Regions from separate parts of the Homo sapiens genome. Here regions 1 and 2 are each linked to region 3. A link is a contact called in ENCODE Hi-C or POLR2A ChIA-PET data. All regions are on one chromosome and are shown on one strand. Each heading gives the region's core, a stretch centred on a gene start or an enhancer-like site at or near the end of the contact. The rest is flanking DNA. Distances are from core to core; before and after follow the strand shown.

What was found. Hi-C counts contacts between places; a loop is a spot of excess contacts on that map. ChIA-PET counts read pairs that join two places held with the same protein, here RNA polymerase II (POLR2A). Pooled maps may share reads with other maps.
Region 1: a loop to region 3 is called in a map of naive thymus-derived CD4-positive, alpha-beta T cell, with 14 times the contacts of the local background. The contact joins the promoter of GABPB2 here to the promoter of ENSA in region 3. A Hi-C loop is called at or near these places in 1 of 168 maps with a recorded cell type or tissue (naive thymus-derived CD4-positive, alpha-beta T cell), 1 of 37 single-sample maps with no recorded cell type and 12 of 50 pooled maps. POLR2A ChIA-PET finds 5 or more read pairs at or near these places in 3 of 52 experiments (T-cell, WTC11 and activated T-cell).
Region 2: a pooled map shows a loop between it and region 3 (7-fold over the local background). The contact joins the enhancer-like site here to the promoter of ENSA in region 3. A Hi-C loop is called at or near these places in 7 of 50 pooled maps.

The regions. Positions count from the first base shown.
Region 1 is chr1:151,069,379-151,072,078 of GRCh38, forward strand. It overlaps GABPB2 (GA binding protein transcription factor subunit beta 2), which reads left to right and starts at 1,383. Exons shown (of 9, transcript NM_144618.3): 1 at 1,383-1,556. It overlaps MLLT11 (MLLT11 transcription factor 7 cofactor), which reads left to right. Exons shown (of 2, transcript NM_006818.4): 2 at 1-166. RefSeq lists enhancers at 898-1,832, 1,256-1,465, 1,833-2,700 and silencers at 1,666-1,745, 1,776-1,935.
Region 2 is chr1:151,130,607-151,133,306 of GRCh38, forward strand. SEMA6C (semaphorin 6C) reads right to left here. Exons shown (of 19, transcript NM_030913.6): 19 at 1,101-2,700. The coding sequence ends at 1,878. Among named protein-coding and RNA genes, the nearest start is that of SEMA6C, 15 kb to the right of the region's middle. RefSeq lists enhancers at 475-574, 1,048-1,832. Within about 2 kb of position 1,410, at least 7 of the 41 ENCODE cell types and tissues checked have a DNase peak (open chromatin) inside an H3K27ac peak, as active enhancers do.
Region 3 is chr1:150,628,287-150,630,986 of GRCh38, forward strand. ENSA (endosulfine alpha) reads right to left here and starts at 1,326. Exons shown (of 4, transcript NM_004436.4): 1 at 1,128-1,326. The coding sequence starts at 1,184. LOC112268239 (a long non-coding RNA gene) reads left to right here and starts at 1,533. Exons shown (of 2, transcript XR_007066603.1): 1 at 1,533-2,216. RefSeq lists enhancers at 1,041-1,310, 1,053-2,020, 2,021-2,700.

The DNA.
Region 1 (2,700 bases), core at 133-2,632, 440 kb after region 3:
CTAAAGACGGTCCCAGTCTAACGAAGAATGGGGCCAGGAAGGATAAGTAGTGCGTCCTTTTCTATTTTTACTGAGTTTTGAAGGGCCCCTTCAGAGTCCTTCAGCCATGGCAATTGGTGGGTGGAGACAGGGATCAACTGTTTGGTAAATAAAGTGACTAAATGGATTTGCAAACTCATGCTCCATCCTCTTGCAGGCCTCCAAAAAGAAATGACTCAGGCCGGGCGCGGTGGCTCACGCCTGTAATCCCAGCACTTCGGGAGGCCGAGGCGGGCCAATCACTTGAGGTCAGGAGTTCGAGACCAGCCTGGCCAACATGGTAAAATAAAACCCCATCTCTACTAAAAATACAAAAATTAGCCCAGCGTGGTGGCGGACGCCTGTAATCCCAGCTGCTGGGGAGGCTGAGGCAGGACAATCACTTGAACCCGGGAGGCAGAGGTTGCAGCGAACCGAGGTCACGCCACTGCACTTCAGCCTGGGCGACGGACGAAGCGAGACTCCGTCTCAAAAAAAAAAGGCCGCGCGCGGTGGGTCACGCCTGTAATCCCAGCACTTTGGGAGGCCGAGGCGGGTGGATCACGATGTCAGGAGATCGAGACCATCCTAGCTAACACGGTGAAACCCCGTCTCCACTAAAAATACAAAAAAATCTCCGGGCGTGGTGGCGGGCGCCTGCAGTCCCAGCTACTCCGGAGGCTGAGGCAGGAGAATGGCGTGAGCCCGGGAGACGGAGCATGCAGCGAGCCGAGATCGAGCCACTGCACTCCAGCCTGGGCGACAGAGCGAGACTCCGTCTCAAAAAAAAAAAAGAAAGAAAGAAAAGAAATGACTCAGTTATTTGTTTCACTGTTCTCACTGACAGCTTGGCTCTGGGGTCCTTACATTCGGCCTGTAACTGGAAAAATGTGTCCATCAGGCACCAGAACCCAATGCACAAAGCCAGGAACGTCCCAAACAGCTGCAGCCGAGGTTGGGATAAGGAAACGAGGCTTTCCTGTCAAACTAAACCTGGCCGCCCCGGACCCCGAAGAAGCAGCCAAGAGTTAAGACGCAATCTGCATGACTGACGCACGCTCCGAGTCTCCCTCAGCAGTTCGCCAGGTTCTTGGCGCCAACACCAGACCTAGGATCCGTCCCCTGCTGGAACTATTCAGACGCGCAAGATACGTAACCAGCAGTCCTCCGCCCCGTTAAATAGTCCTGCCTAGCATGCCTCGGTGACGCACTTTTCCACCTCAGAAGTGCCTCAGCAGAAAGGCGATGAACCTCGGGGGTGCATCATCTTTCTGTTAGAATGGGAGCATGAGTTTTCTGATCATTTTCCCTTCACAGATTCCTCCGCCAGAAATCTTACTCGCGGCGCCTTCATTTCCGGGTCCGCCATTTTGTTGCCTCTGTTTCTCCACGAGGGGGGGTTAAAGGCCCCCAAAACATGCACACATGAAAAGGGCAAAAAGTAACCGTCCTTGACAGGGAGTCTTAACTAGAGAAGGAAACGGGACTAAACTGGCGGGCTCCGTGGAAGCGTGGCCGGCAGCGTCCCGGACGAGGAGGTGAGGAGGAAAGAAGAGATGTGTGGACTCCGGGGGGCGTCAGGGCTGGAAAGGAAAGTGCCGTGAGAAGTCACACCGCTTCCCAGCCCAGCCTCGGACTTCTGGGTGCAGACCTCGCGGCTCCCCGTCACTGAAGCGGGGGCAGCGGCGGGAGGGGGACGGGGAGGAAGGGGATGCTGTCGGGAGGAAGGGGAGGGGACTGGAAGGAGGTGAAGAAGGGGGTGGGTGTAAGACCTGGGGCTGGGGAGCTGGACCAAGGGAAGCCCAGGCCGCGGAGGTGACCACTAGGGGGCGGCGCGGAGCCGGGGCCGAGGCCTGTCGCCGAGGCTGAGTTTGGCCCCCTGCCCCAAATTGGTTCCCATCTTTCAGACAGACATTGGTGTGAGGAACTGTAGGGTTTATGATAGAGAGGGAAACGGCGACTCTCATTATCTGACCCAAATAATGACCTGAAAGATTACTAGTGAACTCGGTAATCTGAATGAGAGCAGTACGGGCCCCGCCTCTGCTTTTTTGCTCTTTTTTTTTTTTTTTTCAAAACTGAGTCTTGCTCTGTCACCCAGGCTGGAGTGCAGTGGCGCGATTTCGGCTCACTGCAACCTGCAGCTCACTGCAACCTCCGCTTCCCGGGTTCAAGCGATTCTCCTGCCTCAGCCTCCCGAGTAGCTGGGATTACAGGCGTGCGCCACCATGCATGGCTAATTTTTGTATATTTTTAATAGAGACGGGGTTTCACCATGTTAGCCAGGCTGGTCTCGAACTCCTGACCTTAGGGGATCCCCCCGCCTTGGCCTTCCAAAGTGCTGGGATTGCAGGCGTGAGCCACGGCTCCCGGCCTCGCCTCTGCTTCTTTCACAGTTGTTTGTACAGCTGGCCGCCCAGTGGGGACTTGAGCAATACTAAAAGAACCATAGATTCTTCCATTGCAATTCTTTCCGTTGGCTGTCTCCTGTTTTCACATACTTCCTTGAGCCAGAGGTCATCCCATTCCTCTCCCTTTTCCCAAAAGGGCTTTCTCTCTAGGGGGTCCCCCCCAACCCAACGTCTTTGGAAAAGGACAGTCTATGGCTTACTATCAACGATGTAACAAAATTTTGGCCATCCAAGACCATATTTTCATCTAATCACTTGGTCCACCCAATCC
Region 2 (2,700 bases), core at 160-2,659, 500 kb after region 3:
CCTTCCTTGCTTGCTTTCCTCCAGTATCTAGGAAACTAGCACTGGCCCCGAGGCACCTTGGTTTAAGTAAGGCACCCCATACGGGAAAAACTGAGACCTAAAGGACCACTTCAACCTGGTGAAACAAGCGCCAAGCAAAAAGAGGTCAGACTCTGGAGGACAACCAAATTTGGCCAGACAAGCTTAACTGAAATGGAAATAATGTTCAGAGGGCATTAAAAAACCCTGGGGGTAAAATCTATAGGTGAAAATTATAAGGATACAAAGGGAAAGGGATTGCCTAGTGAAAGCAGATCGCAAAGTTAGGAATAGGAATAGCCTATGCGTGAGTTTGAAGGAATTACTATCTCACAAGATACCATGCCTTCGCCTTTAGAAAGCGTTTTCACATTCTGGTACTTGAGCTTCTCAACCCCATTTTTCAGATGAACAAATGGAGGCTCCGGGCGGAGTTCTGACCAGTCATGATCACAAGTAATAAAGCGCGGAACTAGGAACAAGTTCAGGCTTCCCCAAATTGTTCTCAGCAGTTTCCCGCCGAGGACATTTAGGTAGCAAACGGGAAGGGGACTGGTGAGGCTTCCTTAGCAGCAAGAGTTGGCCCGACCCCCAGGCGGAGCCAGCGGGAGAATGTGGGGCTCGAACTGGGCGGACATTGCAGCCACGCGGGGGTGAAAAACCCGATTTGTAAATTCGCACCAGCTGCCTCCTGCGTTAGGCCTTAAAGCGTTGTTAGCGAGGGTGGTGGGCGGTGCAGGTGGTCCTGTTCGTCCCTCTCATTGGTGCCGGGGATAACGGACAGGTATCCGCAGCCAGTCCCAACCGGAGCAAAGGGAGCTTCACGACAGCTACACGCTACCTGGTCCTGAGCGCGCGGAGCTTGAGCGCGGCGGCGGCTTCTTGGGGGGTGGCTAAGCGTGCGTGTGACGCCGCGCACGCTCTCGTCCCCCGTCCCGCTCCTTAAGTAAGAGCCGGGGGCAGACCCTTGCCTCCAACAGGGACGAATACTTTGCTGTTTTTTGTAGCCTACCCCTCATGCAACCCAAAATCTGCCAGACAAATTCTCCTAAGGACAAGATTTTCTGATGTGGAACTTCAAGTAACGTACACTGCAGCTTCATTTTATTTCTCAAAAAATTCCCTCCGCCGCCCCATCCCATAGACTAGGCCTTTAAGAAAGTCCCTCTTACCTCGATCTGGAAACGAGCTCCGAGGGCCTTCCCCAGCCTCAACTAAACTTTACCGGGGTCCCCCTGGCCCTGGCTCACCTCGACACCGTTAATTCGCTCGTCTCCTTTAGGAAACCTTTCCAGACTGCCCCCCGGCGGGACCGCAGCCATCCCATTACCCGGGAGAGCCCAGGGCCCAGATGAAGGCAGAGAGCGAGGGCGCCCAGAGCGAGCCGACCGACTGCCGCCCTCCCCCGCCCGAGTGAAGTCAGGCAGTGGCTGCAGACACGGCTGTATTGGGAAGCGGAGGCTCCTACACAGTAGGAGAGGCACGTCCCAGACCCAGAAGGCCCGAGGACTCTGGACACAGCGCGCGCGGCCCGCCCGGGGCACAGTCTCTGGGGGAGCCCCGAGGGGCGAGTTAAGGCAGCTTGGCTGGAAGGGAGCGGGGAGTGGGAGTCCGCCAGCTCCCCCTGAAATGCTGGCTCACTGAGGAGACGGGCTTCTCACCTCCCACTCTTCTGTCGAGGACAGGGGGAAAGACAGTCAATAAATAAACCCGAGGCGAAAAGGGGCCTCGGGAGACTCTGCGAGTCGGGAAGGCTGGAGGTGCGGGGCGAGGGGGCGGTGAAACGTCCTGAAGAGCGTCCAGCTCGTGGCCGAGAGGACTCGGGCGCTCCCCACGCTGGAGGCCGTGGGCCGCTCCCTTTAAAAGTTGAAACGGCCGCCGTTCGGGACGGCCTGGCGGGAGGAGGGCCCGACGAGGGGAGGCTTCAGGGACAACTGGGGCTTCTCGACGTCCACCCTTTTCAGGGCGCGGCCCCGGTAGCCCTCGGGCCGGCCCAGGTACAGGAGGTGCTTCCCGGGACCCCCGGAGTACCTGGAGGGACCTCCCGAGGGGACTCGAGTGAGCAGGGCAGGGGGGGCCCGGTGGCCGGAGAAAGGCAACCTCCGGCCTCCGCCGACGCCCAGCCGGGGAGCGGGGGCGGAGAGCGCGGGCCGGGCGGGGGCAGAGGCGCACCTGCCCTCGGGGGGCACGTCCAGCCTCAGCGGCGAGGCGCACTCGTGGGGCCTGGGGCTGGGGCCGCCCAAGAGGGCGGGGGCGGGCTCCGGCGGGAGCGCCCGCGAGGTTAAAGGGGCGGGGGGCTCGGCCCCCTTTCTGGGCGGCTGCGGGCCGTGCAGGTAGCGCAGCAGTTCCTCCAGGGTGGTGACTTCCACGGCCTGCCCGGGACAGCCGGGCGGCGGTGGCCTCACCAGCACGCGGGGCGCGGGCCCGCCCGCCGCGTGCCCGCCCCGTGAGCGGCCCGGACCCTCCTTGGCGTTGTTCCTGTTCTGGTTCCACTCCCAGGGGTCCCCGGCGGCGCGGAGGTGCTTGACCGGCAGCTCCGGCGTGGACTCGGGGGTGGGCAGGCAGGCCAGCTCCGGCGGGGGCACGCCCTCCGGAGGCGGCAGGAAGGTGGTGTAGAGCTGCGGCGTCTGCACCGCGTCCCCGTCCTTGGAGGGCGGCGGGGGCTCTGGGCCCCCACCGTGG
Region 3 (2,700 bases), core at 76-2,575:
AGATCTCCACCTGAGTAATGGCACAGCCTTGCTTCAACATTTCCACAAATATTATGGTAGCAAGCTGATAAACAGAGAGGAAAATGATACTGTTTTTAACCTCAGGAAAACAAAGATACAGTAGGCTCACTAGTATTTACCCACCAGTTTTCATCAAAAAAATCAATACCTACCCTGGTGGTGCAGGGACTCTCACTACTGTAGTCAATCTCTTTTTTTTTTTTTTGTGGTCCCTGCTGCCCTTTAGTGACTTTTTGAAAAGATATGAAGTCAACGTATGACTCTTTTTAGTGGAATTATATTCCTTTCTCTTGGAAATTACGCATAGATATAACACCAAGTGTATTTAATGAGTACCTGAACCCAGTACTAAATTTTAAAAGTCAAATACAAACCCCAATAAGGGGTTTATTTGGCGTTAGTGTTTCCATCACGGAATCGCAGGTGCACTAAGTCCCTGCCTTGGAAGTCTAGGGGAAGAGAGAAGTGTCTTTCTCACGACCCTGTCGGCGTCTTTTCCAAGTTTAATTACCATGATTCTGTTTGGAACTCTAGCCCTCTTCAATATTGCTGGGTCCTCACTGAAGGTGAGCAATAGACCATCCTTAGCTACTAAAATAGGTCTCTTGAGAAAGTTGCCGCCTTAAACTAGCCATTATAATAACTACACTTCTCCCCTCCCCCAATACTGGTTTTTTTTTAAACGTCTTTACCTCGACCCCTATCTTTGCGGATTGAGGCTGCGGGCCCCAGCCCGGTTGCTGGGTCACTTACCTCTACAAACCAATAACACACATCACACCCAAGACCACCAGCCATCCCCTTTCCATTCACCGTCTTTCCAACCACCCGCCCCACGTCCATGCTCGGCCAATTATAGCACAGCGTCCAAGGTTTGAGCGGTAGGCCTATTGGCCAATCAGGAAGAGTACAGTACTGAGTGACAAACGACCCAACTAACCAGCGCCAAAGCAGCATGTCGTGTTGAAGCTCACCCAGCGTGACGCAAAAAGTGGCCAACCCCTGCGGAGCCTGAGACCATGGCGACCAATCCGCACTGGTGGGAGACCGTCTCCCGCCCCATCACGGTCTCCCCAGCTCGCCCGCCCGCACCCCTTCCACTTCACCTGCTTCTCCTCGCCGGTCTCCTCCGCAGGGTTCTCTTCTTCTTGTTTCTGGGACATGGCGGGACCGGGACTGTGGAGTGTAAGGGGCCCGGGAAGGCAACCGGAGAAGGGAAGGGGGAGGGGAAACGGGGACAACCTGCGCTGCTGCTTCGGCTCCTGTCACTAGGGTTGCTCAGTCAAAATGGCGGCCCTTGCCCGTGACGTTGCGACCGCCCCTTCCTATGAGAGCCAGTGGGAGTGAGGTAGATAGGGCAATGACGTAACGATCTACCAATAGTCGCCGTCTAAAGGTGGGCTCTATAGAGGCGACCGGCAAGCTGGAACACCAACCTGGAAAGAGAGTGAGCCACAAGGACCAATTGGAAGCCTGTGGGGGATATCGGGGGCGGGGCTGCTGGCTGTGGTACTTTTGCAGCTTTGGTGGGCTCCGGCTTCCTTCACTCCAGCCCACCGCGTCCGAGAGACTTAGCAGGGCGTCAAACTGGAGAGCGGAAGGATGGAACCTTTTATTCTCAGGTGGAGAGGATTAAGCTTTGCGGTGTTAGCAGAAAATGATCGAGCTCCAGAAAATGATTTGGAGGTCAGATTCGATTTTAAAGTAGTACTAACAGGCCGGGCGCGGTGCCTCACGCCTGTAATCCTAGCACTTTGGGAGGCCGAGGTGGGCGGATCACCTGAGGTTAGGAGTTCGAGACCAGCCTGACCAACATGGTGAAACCCCGTCTCTACTAAAAATACAAATATTAGCCGGGCGTGGTGGCGGGCGTTTGTAATCCCAATTACTTGGGAGGCTGAGGCAGGAGAATCGCTTGAACCCTGCAGGCGGAGGTTGCAGTGAGCCGAAATCGCGCCACTGCACTCCAGCCTGGGTGACAGGACGAGACTTTGTCGCGAAAAATAAAATAAAACGGTACCAATGGTATTACGATGTGTCACTTGGCCTGTGGAAGAGAGAGACTGAGTCTCAACCCGAGCTGTCTTGCAAAACACTAATGGCTTACGTTCCGTAGTTTCACTCTTATGTGTAGTTTTTATATTCCATCAGGGTGATCCCTTGGGGACTACGCTCCTTGAAACAAGGAGGACAGTGTAAGTATGTGGTAAACATTTGGTAAATACGGTTAATACTAGTTAACCTATCCAGAATTACAGTTTAACATTTCCTGGGCGTCTGTCTGTATGTGGATGGTACTGTGTTAGTTGGGGGGGGTACGTGTATAGTAAGGCAGTCTCTGCCCTTAGAAAGCTTACAGGCCTGGCTGGGCGCGGTGACTCACGCCTGTAATGCCAGCACTCTGGGAGGCGTAGGCGGGCGAATCACTTGAGGTCAGGAGTTCGAAACCAGCCTGGCCAACATGGTGAAACCCTGTCTCTACTAGAAATACAAAACAAGGCTGGGCACGGTGGCCCACGCATGTAATCCCAGCACCTTGGGAGGCCGATGAGGGTGGATCATGATGTCAGGCGATAGAAACCATCCTGGTCAACATGGAGAAACCCCGTCTCTACTAAAAATACAAAAATTAGCCAGGCGTGGTGGCGTGCACCTGTAGTCCCAGCTACTCAGGAGCCT